Regions from separate parts of the Mus musculus genome. Here region 1 is linked to region 2. The links are chromatin loops, found by intact Hi-C in ENCODE. Cell type or tissue: left cerebral cortex. All regions are shown on one strand. Each heading gives the region's core, and the rest is flanking DNA. Links, peaks and the distances in the headings are about the cores only.

The links. A loop is a pair of places that touch in the nucleus more often than their neighbours do. Peaks named below come from ENCODE experiments on the same cell type or tissue, not always from the same donor. Only the 100,000 strongest peaks of a DNase experiment are listed, where the experiment ranks them.
Region 1: a loop joins it to region 2, with 3 times the contacts of the local background. A loop is called at or near these places in 16 of 42 quality-filtered maps.

Annotation. Positions count from the first base shown.
Region 1 is chr10:12,687,113-12,695,840 of GRCm38, reverse strand. It overlaps Utrn (utrophin), which reads left to right. Exons shown (of 74, transcript NM_011682.4): 25 at 2,307-2,477; 26 at 4,932-5,111; 27 at 7,414-7,548. Among named protein-coding and RNA genes, the nearest start is that of Utrn, 170 kb to the left of the region's middle. In left cerebral cortex, for the core only: a CTCF peak has its summit at 5,012 (motif pointing left); a DNase peak (open chromatin) is centred at 5,027.
Region 2 is chr10:12,918,271-12,926,998 of GRCm38, reverse strand. B230208H11Rik (RIKEN cDNA B230208H11 gene) reads left to right here and starts at 3,872. Exons shown (of 3, transcript NR_038028.1): 1 at 3,872-4,425; 2 at 5,282-5,390. It overlaps n-TLtaa3 (a tRNA gene), which reads left to right and starts at 4,346; the gene lies at 4,346-4,428. In left cerebral cortex, for the core only: CTCF peaks have their summits at 4,157, 5,351 (motif pointing left) and 7,466; DNase peaks (open chromatin) are centred at 4,335, 5,086 and 7,519; H3K4me3 peaks cover 2,147 bases; H3K27ac peaks cover 785 bases.

The DNA.
Region 1 (8,728 bases), core at 573-8,572, 230 kb after region 2:
TGTTCACCCACTTGCTCATAACAATATAAAATCTACGGTACAGAAAGTATTTAGATCAGTTCTAGACGGTTTATCTCACTCACTAGTAAAATTTAAAAAGTTGTATAGTGTGTGTGTATGTATACACACACACACACACACATATATATATACACACAAATGTACTTAGGAAACATAGGTCTATCTGGGGCTGGAGAGATGGGTTAGCAGTTTAGAGCCCTTCAGCTCTTGCTGAAGACCCAGGTTCCATTTCCAGCACCCACATTGGCAACATACAACAGTCTGGAACTCCATTTCCAGGTGACCTTGATTTGCCCGCTTCTGGCCTTTGTGGTTAGGTGAGGAGCTCTGAAAATATTCCCAGACTCCTCTGAAGTACTTCACAAAGTTACACAGTCTGTACACAGACTGTGTACAGGCAAAATATCCCTACACACAAAATAAAAATAAGTAAACACAGGCCATGTCAAACTAAAATGTACAGAAATGTGTCTCATGTATGCTACCATGACAGAATTTAACACTGTCCTAAAATACCAAGTCTATAGTTATGATCTTGTGGATTTTATTTTCAACTTTTCTATGGATCCACTAAAATGATAATATTTATTGTTGTTCAGGAAATGTAAACCAAGAGTCTACATTTATGTGACTACATTGCATTTTACCCCCCCCCACACACACACACACTATGCCATAGTTTTATCAAGAGCTGCTTAAAGTGTTGAGCAAGGGAGAGGAGCACTGTGTGCTATTGTGGCTTCTCCTAGAAGAGTCACACCCTAGCTTGCGGGGTGGGCATGGAAAGAAAAGTTCCTTGTCTATTTTTAGGCCTGTGCTCCTGTTTGGAGGGAGGGAACAGGAAAGCCACTAACCATTCCTTAACCCACATTCCTGTGAGCCCATCCTGTTCCTGGCCTGGCCTCCGGTTTCTGTCAGCTCTGGCCTCCACTCAGACATGTAATTTGAGCAGGCTACTGGACGTGTCAGGGGAAGGTTGGACGATTCCTGTGTGACACGATCATCTCTTTCAGCCGAAGTGCATTTGTGGTTAGGTGAGGAGCTCTGAAAATATTCCCAGACTCCTCTGAAGTACTTCATAAAGTTACTGAGCCAGATTCAGACAGATAGCTATTTTCAAATATATGTTCTACTTCCTCCTCCTCCTCCTCCTCCTCCTCCTCCTCCTCCTCCTTCTTCTTCTTCTCTCCTTCTCTCCTTCTCCTCCCCCTCCTTTTTCTTTTACAAAACACTTTACTTATGTGCCTTGGTGTTTTGTCTGTCTGTATGTCTGTGTATGTAGAGTGTTGGATTTTCTTGAACTTGAACTGGAGTTACAGTTACAGAGGAGTTGTGAGCCATCATGTGGGGACTGGGAATTGAACCTGCATCCTCGGGAAGAGCAGCAAGTGCTCTTAACCACTGAGCCATCTCTCCAACGTCTATCTTCTACTTTCTGTTTTTTTTTTTTTAAGATTTATGTATGTGAGTACACTGTAACTGTACAGATGGTTGTGAGCCACCATGTGGTTGTTGGGATTTGAACTCAGGTCCTTCGGAAGAGCAGTCAGTGCTCTTAACCACTGAGCCATCTCTCCAGTCCTACCTTCTACTTTCTAACCAACATTTTATAGGGTAATGCCTTGTGGACATCTTTTGTAATAGTTCTTTTCATCCTCAGTTTTTTCCCCTTATTTTTAAGAACATTTTTTTGAGAACAGGTCTTCTTCTGTAGAGCAGGCTAGCCCTGGATTTACAGAGACACACCTGCTTCTGCCTTCCAAGGGCTGATATTACAAGAATGTGTGACTGTGCCCAACTCCAGGCTCAGTTTAGAATGTGAGGCCACACCATGGGAATTCTGCTTCCTGTTTTATTTTTTATATAATAGACAGTGTTACAATTAAATTACTTGATGTTCATACCTTTATCGCTATAGGTGAAGCTCCTTAATGTGGAATTAAAAGGTCAGAAACCTAGTTAGTTTCTGCTGCTTACCTTTCACAGTGTTGGGAGTACAGTGCAGGCTGCCAGGGAGAAAAAACACCAGCTGTGAACCCTATTTTCAGAGTTATATTAGATATCTTCTAGTTAGGTTCATGTCTAAAATGTTGTATAGAAGTCATTATATTTTCATCCTTTCTTACATTACACAGCACCAGCACAGGATGCTTTAAAAGTTTTATTTAAATGTTAAAAAATAAGACTGGAAATCTATTGCAGTGCCTTTAAATATTAAAGGGTAGAACTTGGCATTTAACGTATTAAAATTTATTTATTGAGTGGAATTGGCGTTTCCTTCCTAGATTGCTATTCAAAAAAGCAGGCTGTCAGATAGTCAAGAAAAAGCCCTGAACTTGAAAAAGGATTTGGCTGAGATGCAGGAGTGGATGGCACAGGCTGAAGAGGACTACCTGGAGAGGGACTTCGAGTACAAATCTCCAGAAGAACTCGAGAGTGCGGTGGAGGAAATGAAGGTAAGGCCTTCCTCCCGACTGCCCTCTTCACACTAGTTAGTCTGTTGGTCTTTCACCTATCACACTGCACAGAACCCTATGGACAAGTCTGCTCTCAGTAGGAGTGAGTGATGAGCAGCTGTGGTAATCTTAGTTGGGAAAGAGGCTGATGCCAGTCCACTGGTTCAAGTCCACCCCAGAGTAGATCGATTCTGGGAAGTCCCTGTGGATAGTCATGGAGGTTTCTGTCTCGAAGAAGGGTTGTGAGGAGAAACTCATTTTTCTTTTATTATTGCAATAAACACATATAATATAAATTTTTTTTTTACCCTTTTAGCAGTTTCTTGGTGTATATTTTATGGTGTTAATTCTAGTCATGGTACCGTGTGACTTCTATCACTGTTTCCAGGAAGTGTAAGTTTTGGTAAGGAGCAAAGGAGACTTGGAGGTTATTCTAGTTCTAATGGGTTTCATTCTAGTCATTCGTGGGGGCCCAGGGAACCCCAGAATGTCTTTGGAGCAGGAGGCAAAGGCTACATTCAAGTCAGTATTGGGAGTACATGGGAACCCCAGAACATCCCAGGAGCAGGAGGTAGGAGATATAGAGTCAGTAATGAGGGCACATAGGAACCCCACAATGTCCTTGAGCAGAAATCTTGGCGTATACAGAGAAGATAAGGTGAAGATAAGTTGGAGTTACAAGCTGTGGTTCCAGAAACATCTATTCCTGTGTCAGTAGTTGTCCTTGTATAAGGAAAGAACTGGGCCTCAGACCCACATTTGCCTCCACTATCCTTCTAGCATGAGGGCGTGATTCTGTCTTTAAGAGTCATCCTTCTTGTCAGGTGGTGGTGGTGGTGGGGATACAGCTTTAACCCCAGTACTTCAGAGGCAGGGGCAGAGGGGCAGAGGGGCAGAGGGGCAGAGGGGCAGAGGGGCAGAGGGGCAGAGGGGCAGAGGGGCAGAGGTAGGTGGATCTCTGTGTTTGAGGCTAGTCAGTCTACAGAGCAAGTTTCAGAGCAGCCAGGGCTACACGGAGAAATCCTGTCCTTAAAAAAAAAATTAAAAAAAAAAAGTACACTTCTCTTTGTAAAAGATCAAGTAACATGGTATATTGTTAACTAGTAGTTATACTACCAATTAAGTTGGTTAACTCAACTAGTAGTATAACTAAGGCAAACTTTTCTGTGCAGGTAGTTTTTAAAAAGATTCTATGTGACATTCATGCATGCTATCTTGAGTCAGTAGATATGAAAAGAGACTTATTTAATCTGTGTCGGGGATCAATATATATATAATTTTCTTTTTTCTAAAATTTTTTTTATTAGGTATTTTCCTCATTTACATTTCCAATGCTATCCCAAAAGTCCCCCATACCCTCCTCCCTCACTCCCCTACCCACCCACTCCCACCTCCCGGCCCTGGCGGTCCCCTGCACTGAGGTACATAAAGTTTGCACGACCAATGGGCCTCTCTTTCCACTGATGGCCGGCTAGGCCATCTTCTGCTATATATGCAGCTAGAGACACTAGCTTCGGGGGTACTGGTCATGTAGCTCTTTTTGAAAAGTTTTAAAACTATTTTTAGTACTGAAAATATTTAAAAGTAGATTACTATGTAAAGAATGGCTAACTCATTTATCACTCACACTTTTGGAGCTGCAGTTTGCTGCTGATTTTAAAAGTCATTGTAGTTGACAGTGAAGAAAAATGAGATTACAATCCCTGATTGGGCAACACTCTATTTATTTTTATTCTTTAAAACAGCCATTAGGAATTTAAAAGCCACTACACTTAATTACTTTTTCCCTCACCCTGGGAGAGCTGAAATCCATTAAGCAATAAAGCAAGCTAAAGGGGGGAGTGAAAGACGGCTGCAGGTAGGTTTTCCTGCATGTGAGACTGAGCACCTTGGGCACCGAGAGAAAGCCAGGAAGCAGCTATTTCTGGATCAGGTTGTCCAGAGGAGCTTCTTCATCTTCATTATTGGAAGGATGGATGGACCCATGGTCAAGGAGGAAAATGTTTTTACAAGGATTTGTGGGCCATTTTAATAGATGCCTCTGCCACAGTGTCCTGCCATTTTGGGGGGTGTTTATTTATTTCAATTTAATGTGTTCAGACCTCCAGTGGTCATTTAAAATGAGTTCATTTAGATTCCTACCCTGAGTCCAGAATTTAAAAATATATCTTGCCAGTAGACACTATTTAGGATAACTTGCCTCTAAACTCTGGTGGTATTAAAAAGAAACTGTTGTGGGCTCGGGGAATTGGAAACTAGAAGAGTAAGTGAGATTTTATTTTTAGCATTCTTCTTTCAAAAAACTCAGGTTACAGAATTTTTTAAATAGTGTTCTACTGAGGCATATAGAATCATTTAGTTGTTTTGATATTGGATTAATCATTATTATTATTTTTTAAAGAAAGATATTAGTCACAGAGAGCCATGTTTCAAATTGCTCCTTTCTTGGGACAGAGGGCAAAAGAGGAGGTGCTGCAGAAGGAGGTGAGGGTGAAAATTCTGAAGGACAGCATCAAGCTGGTGGCTGCCAAGGTGCCCTCTGGTGGCCAGGAGTTGACGTCGGAATTCAACGAGGTGCTGGAGAGCTACCAGCTTCTGTGCAATAGAATTCGAGGGAAGTGCCACACACTGGAGGTAAGAGCTTGTTTGCCCCAGGGCTACCATCCTGAGATCCCAGCTCTGCTGTGTGGATTTCCCTGTCTTATTTAAAAAAAAGAAGAAGAAGAAGAAAGAAAGCGCCATTACTTTGTCAAACATTGGATTATAAAAGTAATTTTTATGGACCAAGTAGATAAAAAAATAGAGAGATTTTTGTTTGTTTTGTGTTAAAAGGAGACCAAGATCTGCCTGCATTTCTCAGGAGGTTCAATGGTGATAATTGATCCCCGCAGGTTTGTGTGCTCACTAGTGTTCTCAGGTTACCATAAGAATCCAGACAGCTCTCTTTTACCTGGCTGACTGTTATTTTATTTTTATTTTGAGTCGTGTCTAATATTTACTGGAGGGGAAAAAGAATTTCAGTATGTAGAGATTTCATTGCATTTTTAGGTGGAGAATCTCACTGCCTATCAGACTGAAGACCTAGATTATTCTGTGGGATTATTTTAATAAAGTGCTTTCTCATCTTCATGGTTAAAAAAAAACTGGTCAAAAGTCTTAAGAAGCGTTTTGAGTTATTCAAATTTAAATGAAACACACCCTACAATAAGCAATTACATTCTGGTGAGTTCTGATAATGCCGAGGGAAGATTTAAACTGAGTTTACTCATTGTACTTCTTGTAAGATCTGAGCAGATTTTTCGGCCTGCTTCTTGTAAGATTAATGGGAGAAGGGGACTAGAAATCTCTTTCTTCTTTTGCTCTGAACCAAGAGTCAACAAATTATGGTAGAGGCCTCAGGTATAAATTGTGTAGTTTGAGCTAGGCAATGGTGTTCTATGCCTTTAATCCCAGCACCCTGAAGGGAGAAGCATCTCTGAGCCCAAGGCCAGCCTGGCCTACACCTGAGGTCTGGAACAGCCAGGGCCACATAGAGAAACCCTGCCCTGAAAAAAAAAGTTGGTTTTTTTTGGGGGGGGGGTAGGTTTGGTTAAGAGTGGTATTTCTAAAGGATTGAACATGGTGTAAACACCTATACACCAAAGATGAAGCTGTGACAAACTATGGATGTCACCCCTAAAGTCTGAAATACCTTCTCTGTGCCTCTCGAGAAATACCGGCTGAGCCCTGTTCTGGCGAGCAGAGCTGATGTGGGGAATGGATGGGACTGTGCCCTACCTTGGTAGAGAAGACAGATGCAGGGGATTTTGTGCAGAGCTCTAATCTTAGCAGTCAGATAAGATCCTCTCTTGTTCTGGAGCAAGGGGATAGAAGGCTCTAAATGCATGCCTTCCTCGGCTTCTCTCCTACTTCGGAACTCTGAGTAGGGAGAACACAGGACTACCTGGCTCCTGTTTTGGTAAAATGGGCCCATCCTCTTATGTGTCTATCTTTACTCACTTGGAAAGAAGTCCAGATGGCTACAGAGACATCTGCTCCCATCAGTCATCTAGGAACTGGAATTGGATATGTCCTAGGAGATTTAAGTTTCTATAAAAAAATATCCTGAATGGTTTTTACCTTTTGCTCTTTCTGGGGGTGTTGCTGTTGTTGTTGTTGTTGGTGGTGTTGTTGTTGTTGTTGTTGTTGTTGTTGTTGGTGTTGGTGTTGGTGTTGTTGGTGTTGTTGTTGTTGTTGTTGGTGTTGGTAGTGGTGGTGGTGGTGGTGTTGTTGGTGTTGGTGTTGTTGTTGTTGTTGGTGGTGGTGGTGTTGGTGTTGTTGTTGTTGTTGTTGTTGTTGGTGGTGGTGGTGTTGGTAGTGGTGGTGGTGTTGGTGGTGGTGGTGGTGGTGTTGGTGGTGTTGGTAGTGGTGGTGGTGGTGGTGGTGGTGTTGTTGTTGGTGTTGGTGTTGGTGTTGGTGTTGGTGTTGGTGTTGGTGTTGGTGGTGTTGGTGGTGGTGGTGGTGGTGGTACTGGGGATTGGACTTAGGGCCTTTGTCAGGCAAGTACAGGTTGTAGCCACTGAGCTAAATCTCCGGCTCTAACATTTTCTTTAAAACAAACAAACAAACAAACAAACAAACAGAAAATGTATTTCTCTGCTGTTTTTTTCCCCTATTAATTATTCAGGTTTGTTTTTTTTTTTAACATTTAGCCAGGTCCTTGGAACTCATTTTACTGAAAACCGAGGCAGCTTCTTTTCCATTTTTCCTTCTCCTTCCATCTTAATTGCTCCTATTTTATTGAAGATTTAGTTTTGCCTCATTTATTTGATATTCTAGCTTCGCTGGTTTCTGGATTCCTGTATATTACTCACTGAAATGGAGTTCTTATTGATCGAAGGGATGACGTATGGTTATGGCTTCTCTTCCGTGTTAATTTTCCCTTCACATTTGTTAGGAGGTCTGGTCTTGCTGGGTGGAGCTGCTTCACTATCTGGACCTGGAGACCACGTGGTTGAACACCTTGGAGGAGCGCGTGAGGAGCACGGAGGCCCTGCCTGAGAGGGCAGAAGCTGTTCATGAAGCTCTGGAGGTTGGCACCTGATGTCTGAGCCACAGTTATTTTCACTGTGAATGGGAAAGATGTCTGTCTGTCTGTCTGTCTGTCTGTCTGTCTGTCTATCCATCCATCCGTGCATACAATAGGATGTGTGTTGAGGTCAGAGCACAATTTGTAAAAGTTATTTTCCCCCTTGCAACATAGATCCCAGGGATCAAATCCAGGTCGTTAGGGTTTGTGGCAAGCTCCTTTTGACCCACTGAGCCATCTCACCGGCCCCTGGGAACTCTTTATAATCAGTTTTGTAAGGCAGGAGCTACATGAGTGCATGTTAGACACAGCGATAGTCACTAGTAGGGTCCAGTTCTTTTCACCATTCTCTGAACAAACCCTGTTTTGTTTCTTTGCACTTATGACTATGGCATGAACCATGCTTCAGGTGGCTTCTTCATCATTCTCAGATGTAAAAAGTTAAAGCAGGCTGCTATGTGCATTCGTGAAGGCAGGGGCTCCCACAGTGGGGCTGGATGACAAGGCTGGGCTTCAGGCTCCTGGGGCCAAGAAATATCCCGAAGGCTTCCTCGTTCTGTAGTTTCGAGCCCAGGAGTACACACGATACTGTGGTAATTACTTCAGAAACGAATTACAGTGTAACCAAAGAGGTTTCACTTGTACAGGAGTAGTAGGGAAATTTGGGGATCCGATGAACAGCAGAATGGGAAGTCAGAGAGCTATTCCCAGGGGGTGGGGGTGAATGGGGCTCCATTCCTGAAGATGGATGCCGTGCAGGGAGAGAATTGTCACTTCTCAAACACAGCAGAGTAGAGGATGCATAGACAGCATGGAAACCACTACATGCCCATTGAACAAACAGCAAGCATGCTTTTCTCATAGGGCATAAATATACATTCTAGAAATCCAGACAATGGAGAAAAGGAAAAGAAGGCTCCATGATAAACACTTTAATACATTCTGTGTTCTCTTCTCTTCTCTCTTCTCTCTCCCTCACTCCCTTTCTTTCTTTCAGGTTTATTTATATATATATGAGTACACTGTTGCTTTCTTCAGACACACCAGAAGAAAGCATCAGATCCCACTACAGGTGGTTGTGAGCCGCCATGTGGTTGCTGGGATTTGAACTCAGGACCTTTGGAAGAGCAGTCAGTGCTCTTACCCGCTGAGCCATCTCTCCAGCCCCCTGTATTTTTTCTTT
Region 2 (8,728 bases), core at 319-8,318:
AGTGTCAAATTCCCTGGAACTGGAGTTACAGATCGTTGTGAGCTGCTATGCAGGTGCTGGGAATTGAACCCACATCCTCTGGAAGAGCAGCCGGTACCACTGAGCCATCTTTCCAGCCCCTCTGACTAAGCTTTGGTGGATATAGAGAGCATAGTAAAAGCCATATTTGGGGAGCTTGGGAGGCAGTAGCAGGAAAAGCTCTGTAAATTAAAGGCCAGCCTGCTCTACATAGAGAGTTGCAGGCTAGCCTGACCTACATAGTGACACCCCAATTTAAAAAACAAAAGAAAAAGACACATGAAGAAGATTCTAGAGAAAGCTAAGGGTAGGTAGGCTTAGAAAGTACAAGTGATCAATTCACTCATGAGTTTGAAAATAAATGGAAAAGGAAAGTTGAATATTAGGGACTCACCATGATTAACATTGCTAAATCTATCTGTGGATAAAGAACGCATGCCTATGAATGTGTATCAGTGATAGAGAAATGCATTGATCATCCACAGCCATGTAAGAAATAATGCAAACATACAATCACAAAAGCTGGTTTTCATTCACAGTTCTTGGGGGTTGGGGAACAGGGCCTTAGCTGGGTGATTCCTGCTCAGGGTCACTCACCAGTTGCAGTCAAAGTTTTGGCTAGAGCCATGGCCATCTGAAGATTGTACTGAGCTGGAGAAATCTATCCAAGCTCACTCATGGAAATCTTGGGTTCTGGGGTAGAGGGTGGGAGGTGGGAGGTGGGAGGTGGGAGCTGAGAAGTGGGAGCTGGAAAGTGGGAGGTAGGAGCTGGGAGGTAGGAGGTAGAAGCTGGGGGCTTGGAGCTTCAGGTCCTCACTATGGGAGCCTCTATAGAGTTATTCATGACAGAGCAGCTGGCTTCCTTCACAGAGAATGATCTGAAAGCAAGCCACCAATGATTAGCTGGGTGCATGCCTCTATCTGCTTAATTCTATTATTTAAAAATGAATCCATGCAGCCAGTCCAGGCTCACAGGGGATAGGAAGTAAGCCCTATCTATTGACGGGGGGAATATCAACACATTCATAGCCTGGACATGACTAGACATGCCAGTGTAACCTATCATCCTAACAACAGGGAGGCTGAGACAGGAGGGTGAGAGGCCAACCTGGGCTATGGAGTAAGACTGTCCAAAAAGCACTCAAGGGTATTTTTTATTTACAAGACAGGATTTCTTTGTGTAGCCCTGACTGTCCTAGAACTAGCCCTTGAACTCAGAGATCCATCTGCCTCTGCCTCCCCAGTGTGGGAATTAAAGGCATAAACCACCACCTCCTGGCTAGGGGCAAAACCATTTTAAAGCAATCTGTACAGCATATCATAGCTTAACTAAACACATATGCATTGTGAAGATAATTTATCATGAAACTTTCCTTTAAGAATCATGCCCAAATAGCTTCTTAACCTGACAGTCATTACGTTATAAAATCTAGTTAATGTATGGGCTAACACTGTTGGCTATAGCAAGTGCCATTATGAAAGGGTTTCCATGTTTCCTTCAAACACTAAAGCGAGTGTTTTTTTATGCCTTGAGATTGTTAGCCTCACTTGAACACCCTTTCCCTGTGCTTGGGTAATTTCTCATACTTGAGGACACCATCGTAAAACAAACACTAGAACTTTTGCTTCCTGGACTCCCTTGCAGCTACTTACTAGGGATAAGACTTTTGTTCTCACAGAAGATGTAGATATGGAAAACAGCGTCTTCCCCCAGGAGCAGCATCTTCCCCCAGAAGATTCCCAGTGAAGGTGGAAGACATATCTCATAATACTCTCAGTGCTTCATCACAATGCTCCGAGATTGTCAGCCTCAGATCTGCTTCGCTTCAGCATACAAACTTAAGCATTGCCAAACAATAGTGATTTTTATTATGTCCACAGATACTGAAAATCAAGAGTTTAAAAAAAAATGTATGGGGGCTGGAGAGACAGCTCAGAGGTAAAAAGTACTAGCTGCTCCTCTGGAGGTCCTGAGTTCAATTCCCAGCAACCACATGATAGTTCATAACCATCTATATCAAAATCTGGTGCCTCCTTCTTCTGGCATGCAGACAGAACACTTTACATAGTAAATAAATACATCTTTTTTTCTTTTTTTAATGTATAGTGAGGCCAGGTGGGTTTCTTTTCTATGGCCTCTGGGCACTTAGAGGATTTAGTGGCTTTGGGTGAGGGGATGTCACTTGAGGATCTGGGACTGGAATCTGAAGACTTAAACACAGTCATTAGCAGCACCTGATGGTTGAAGGCTGTTGGCTAAATAACTGCAGGTAGCTCCATGAGCTCCTCATATCACAGAACACTATATGGGGTGTGAATGACTGTTACGGTACTCCTTATCACAATATGATATGCTCCATCGATGACTGACTGACATCTCTTCCCAAGGAACCCAAGGATTACTTGCAACTCTGATTAAAAACTAACTTGTGTTCCAGACCCATCCCTGAACTGAGGCCAGAAAACGGAAATGCAATCGTCTAGAGCACCAGAAAGAATATTTCTGAGAAGAACCCTCCGGTGCAAAGCTGGGTTGGTGGAGAAGTTCTGCAGCCCCGGGCAACAGCAGCAGTGCAGGCAGGGGGCTTCCTTTAGTTGAGCAAGTCTGCAAGAGATCTCTATGGCCTCATTCAAAATGAGGATAGGAACGCCTACATTACAGTTATTAAGAAAATTAACCGAGCCCCTGAAGAGTGGTACTCACTCTAAGCCTTTAACCCTGACATTTAGGAGGCAGAGACAGACAGGTCTCTGTGAGTTTAAGGACAGCCTGGTCTATATAGAGAGTTCCAGGACAGCCAGAGCTACATAGTGAGACCCTATCTCAAAAAAAAAAAAAAAAAAAAATCAAGCTAGACAAAACTGTGTGTAGGGAGCTTAGAGCAATGCTTGGGTTATAGAGTGCACATGTTCTCATGTTCTCATTTGCATTTAACACCCATTGCGTGCAGCTTCAGGCCTCTCTCTGATCACCTGGTGAGGTAATCACCCCATGTTACTGACCCCATGTTACATTCCACAGGCTGCCTCCAGACTCTAGCACAGTGTCCGCACAGAGAACAAGGCCTGAGGACCTAGGCTCTCTGGTGTACTTCTCTGAGTGCTTACCCTGGATGCCCTAAAGGTACTATTGAGGAACATGGTCAGGCAAAGGTCAGTGGAGTTCCCGCCATTGGGAGATAGACAGGAGCTGTCTGGATGCTAGAGTAGAGTTCCTTCGTAAGGAGTCCGGTCAGACTTAACCAGGACTCAAGAGAACCAAAAGCTGGGTGTTCCCTGGGGGTCACAGAGCTGTGAGAGATGGTAGAGCAGTTGGATCATTACAGTGAAACTGAGAAAATGTTTGAGGGAGCCACTGGGAGGTCTGAAACAGTGGGGCACTTTGTGAAACAGTGCATCCTAGGTTTACAGTCAAAGACTGAAGCCACCAGACCTGTATAAACCAAACATGGGGGTGGGTTAGGGGAGAGGGACAAGGTGGGACAGCCAGAGCAAGGCTCAGCCACCAGCTCCCTGCCTGCAGCTGCAGAAACACCTAGCCTGAACCCTGGGGTAGAGCCAAGGTTTTGAGGAACAGCCGAAGTAATGCAAATAAACCGCTGTACCCTAAATTGCTTTTTGTTGTGGGTGTTTTGTCCCAACAACAAAAGGGGAGCTAAAACAGGAGACAAGTTAAAACAAGAGTTTGCCCTCTAGGGGAGCTGTAGGGGTGGCAGGAATCCAGGAGGTCTTGACCCTGCATTTGAAGCAGAGCAAAGGGGACAGTGTCTACACAACCAGGGAGGGGGTGGGGGATTGGGCCACACTGCCCTGACCACACAGCTTTCTCCGGAACCTCCTCTTTCTCCGGAACCTCCTTCCGGCATGTGGTAACACTGGCGAGGAAGGAAAGCCGCGCGCGCACAGGTGCCGGGCCCCGGGAACCTATTCGATTTAGAAGAAACACACTGATGGTTGCCCTGCGGACCCGTGCCTACACCGCCCGAGGGACCCCTCCCACCTCCGCTCCGGAGCCCAGAAGTTAGCTGTGGAGTTTGTTTGTCGCGCCCGCGCACCTACAGTGAGCAAGGAGAGCCGGCGCCCGCCGGCCCAGAGCTCTGTCCCGCTCTCTGCTCCTGCAGTTCCTTCGCTGCCGCCGAGATCTCGGGGCGACAGTGAGCGGCGGCGGCGGCGGCGGCGCGAAACCCCGGCGGCAGTCTCCGAGTCTCTGTAGCCGGGTCGGGAAAGCGCCGCGCAGCCTGCGCAGAAGCATCCTCGAGTAACTGGGGAAAATGAGGACGGTATTGTGAGCTTTGTAGGAACAGCAAAGAGAAGAGAGCACGCCTGCACCAGGATGGCCGAGTGGTTAAGGCGTTGGACTTAAGATCCAATGGACATATGTCTGCGTGGGTTCGAACCCCACTCCTGGTAAAGTTGCTGTTTTGTTCCTTGCCGCGGTCTGTCAGTTGTTTTTAGGTCCAGAGCTTTTGGAAATTTAGAAGTCTTATTTCAGTTGAAAGAAATGTTCTTTAATCCTTAATAGGGCGCTGCTACAAGGCAGCCCAATTTCCCGCAGTGAAGCGACCGTGTCTCCAGGAACCGACCTGAGCCAGGCGGGAAGAGGCTCCCCGGAGAGGTCTGGTATTGGCTAACTTTTTGCAAAAGTACTTTTGCACAGAAGAAAAAAGAAAAAAAAAAAAAAAAAAAAAACAAGTCCGCTTTTGCCTTTCCTCTGTCCGCTCCCCACCCCCTTCTTTTTTCTTCCTTTCCCTTTGTTTTCTTTCTTTCCTTTCTTTTCATTTCCCCCCCCCTCAAAGTTTAACGTGTTCACATGCAGTCTTTCAAAAATGTACCATTTGACCATGAAGACCCAGAATTTGAAATATTTTCGATTTTTATCTTCTCCTATTTTCTTTGGGTTTTTTTGTTTTGGTTTGGTTTGGTTTGGTTTGGTTTTTGGTTTCTCGAGACAGGGTTTCTCCGTGTAGCCCTGGCTGTCCTGGAACTCACTTTGTAGGCCAGGCTGGCCTCGAACTCTCAGAAATCCTCCTGCCTCTACCTCCCAAGTGCTGGGATTAAAGGCGTGTGCCACCCTATTCTCTCCAAAAGTGTTTTTTATCAAAGCAGTCCAAGATCTTAAACACATTTTGTAGGCGTGGCTCAAGGAACTCCCCAGCCTTTTGAATAAGTTGAGACACTGATTAAATAAACCCCTCTCTACAATCATAAAACCTCGGAAACGTTGGTTATTACCATTGATCATTTATTTTCACGTGTTCCTCAGGTCCATTCAGTTATCTGGAGTCGTAGAAAAATATTTTTCGAAAAACTCGGAACTCTGTGGGAAATGATATCAGCATATTTAAATTGTGACACCTACTGGTAAACTTGAGGTAAGTTTGTTTGAATAAACCTTATCTTTTTTTTTTGTTTTTTAATAACTGTCTTAAGTTACAGACAGGAAGTTGACTTTTCCTCCAAATCTTTTAATCTTTATTTATTTATTTAAAAAAGATCTTCCATTAAGCAGAATAACTCATCACTGAAATAATTTTCATGAGCATTGTTTTAACTGTATGATGAAACCCTTCTTTGGCGTCAATAATCTTTGTTTCAGTTACGCATTTTCCTTTCAAATGCTGAAGACAGCTATGAAGTTAGGGGGATATGTATATGTATGTGTGTATGTGTGTATGCATGTATGCGTGTGTGTTTGTTTGCATGAGCCATCAATGTTAAACAGACATCGTGGTCAGTTGGAAGACTCCTACACCAGAAGCGTTCTCAGTCCTCAGCGGTCAGTTGGGGCTTGGGGGTTTTGATTAGCTTTTTGGTCTTTCACTTTTATTCATTTATTTTAGTGTGTATGCGCGGTTGTCTGTAAGTACACCACATGGGTGCCTGCTGTGCGGTCAGGAGGAAGCTACAGGTGCCCTGGAACTGGGGTTGGTTTACAATCTGCCACGTGGGCTCCAGGAACCAAACCCAGGTCCTCTGTAAGAACAGCAAGTGCTCTTAGCTGCTGAGCCACCTCCTCAGCTCCATCCAGGCTGCTGTTTATCTTTAGGTAGAGTTTTAATTAGTCGATAAACACCTCAAATGCATGCAATGTACTTCAGGCGTGTGCTAATGATTCAAAGGAAGTAAAATTTAATGCCTCGGGTTCTTAAAAGTTTATTAGTATATTCATAGCACAAAATGATGTATTTCATAGTGACATTTTCAAACCTGTGTATCCCGTGGTTTGCTTGTATGCAGCCTGTTGCTCTGTGATGCTCGACCCACCCTTGTGCTCAAATCCTTTACTCTTCCCATGTACTGCCATCTACGTTCAAGTTTTATAGATATCCATTTCCAAAGCAGATTCCACAGGAGAGAGAATCTGTGGTATATGTCTTTGTGAACTGTCTTGTTTCCGTTAACATGATCTCCAGTTTCATCTTTCTTCTGAAAATGGCCTAAGTTTGTTCTGAGATATGGCAGAACAAAAACCCGATTGTGCAGGTACACTGAGTTTTCTCTATTCACTCAGCCACTGTTCAGTGCCTGGGCTGACCTCTTTCCTTGGCAGCGGGGGTGCAGCTTTAAACATGCCTGCATATGTGTCTGTGCACACAGATCTTTGCGGTTGCTGTCTTAGGTTTCTTTGGTAAACACCCAGGAGTAGTATACTATATGGTAGGTCTATTTTTAGGGGTGTGTGTGTGTGTGTGTGTGTGTGTGTGTGTGTGTGTGTTTTGAGACAGGGTCTCTCTCTATGTCCTGGATAGACTGGAATTCACTATATAGACCATTCTGGCCTTGAACTCACAGAGATCTGCCTGCATCTGCCTCCCAAGTGTTAACATTAAAGACATGGGGTCACTACTATGCACAGCTTTTGGAAGGAGGAGATTTATTTTAATTGATTTTGTTTTGTTTTGTTGGTTTGAGGTTTTGTTTTATTCTGTTTTGTTTGTTTGTTTGGTTTGGTTTGGTTTGGTATGGTTTTTTTGCGTGTGTGATTTCTTAATGGTAGCCTTTCTGACTAAGATGAAATGGAATCTCGAGATAGTTTAATAGTAAGGATGACACCAAAGGAGGTAGAGAACATGCATCTATTCATATCTGTACAATTAGGCACAGGACTATTTTAGGGGTGTGCGTGTGAACCAATCTGGCTTAAGCTTAATTTCCATGAACAGTGCTTCTAGACCTAGAACAGAGTGATGGCTGTTTCACCATTTGAACGAATGATACAAATGAATGCCTTTAATTAAGTGCATAAGCTTCTAATTAAACACTTGGGAGGCAAAGGCAGGTGAATCTCTGACAGTGTGAGACCAACCTGGTCTACATAACACATTTTAGGCAAGCAAGGGCTAGTTAATGAGGCCCCAGTGAAAGGAAGGAGGGGAGGAAGGAAGGGAGGGAGGGAGGAAGGAAGGAAGGAAGGAAGGACATAGTTAAAACTGAATCCTAGGCGATAGGGGTCAGTATTGCACACAGACTAAAGTCCACATAGAGACATAGGAAGTGGCCTGCCAGTGTGAGCAGACTGCCCGGGGCAGTAATGGTCTGGGACACAGGAAGTGAGTCAGGCCAGGGCAGCACTGGCTGCTCTGTCAGCCCTCTCAGCCCAGGGCCCGCCCTGGGTGCTCACCAGTGTGAACTGGGACCTAAGCCTAACAGTGAGCGCCTCTAGAATGTTACGTGCACTCTCTGAACACTGAATAAATGAATGGCCCCCAAATCCCCTGGACATAGTTCACCCCTGATTCTGTTCATTGTATCCTCATCTGGAGGATGTGGTAGAAATGTGCCACAAATAAATTTTAATCAGGTTTGGTAGACACACAGACACACAAATGACTGCTGTATTAAGAAACACAGCGAGGGGCTGGAGAGATGCTCAGTGGTCAAGAGCACCAGCTGTTCTTTCAGAGGACCTAGGTTCAATTCCCAGCTGCTCACAATTGTCTACAACTCTAGTTCCAAGGGATCTGGCGCCTTCATACATATTCACATGTATGCAAAATACCAATGCACATAAAAATTAAAAAAAAAAAATGATAGCCTGGGCCTAGTGGAAATCTGTAATCCCAGCACTCAGGAGCCTGAGTTACATAGTAGATTCCAGGCCAGCCAGGCTACAGTAATGCCTGTCTCAAACAAGGAAAGTAAAACAGCAATAGCTACAGCTACAGCTACAGCAACATCAGCTACAGAAAGAGTTGATATTTGCTTCTTGGGGCTTGAGAGATTGCTCAGTGGTTAAGAGCTAGTTCTTCTAGAAGACACAGGTTCAATTCCCAGCACTCACTTAGTGGCTCACAACTGACACTCAAGTGCATGTACCTGAATGTAGATTCTCTCTCTCTCTCTCTCTCTCTCTCTCTCTCTCTCTCTCTCTCTCTCTCTCGTGCGCTACAGCTACAGCTACAGCTATAGTTATAGCTACTACAACAGCTATAGCTACAGCAACATCAGCTACAGAAAGAGTTGATATTTGCCTCAGGGGCTGGAGAGATGGCTCAGCAGTTAAGAGCACTGACTGCTCTTCCGAAGGTCCTGAATGAGATCTGATACCTTCTTCTGATGTCTCTAAAGACAGCTACAGTGAACTTAAGATATAATAATAAATAAATCTTTAGGCCAGAGCCTGCGGAGCCAACCGGAGCAAGCAGAGGTCCTGAACTCAAATTCCCAGCAATCACATGATGGCTCACAACCACATGTGTACTCATATACA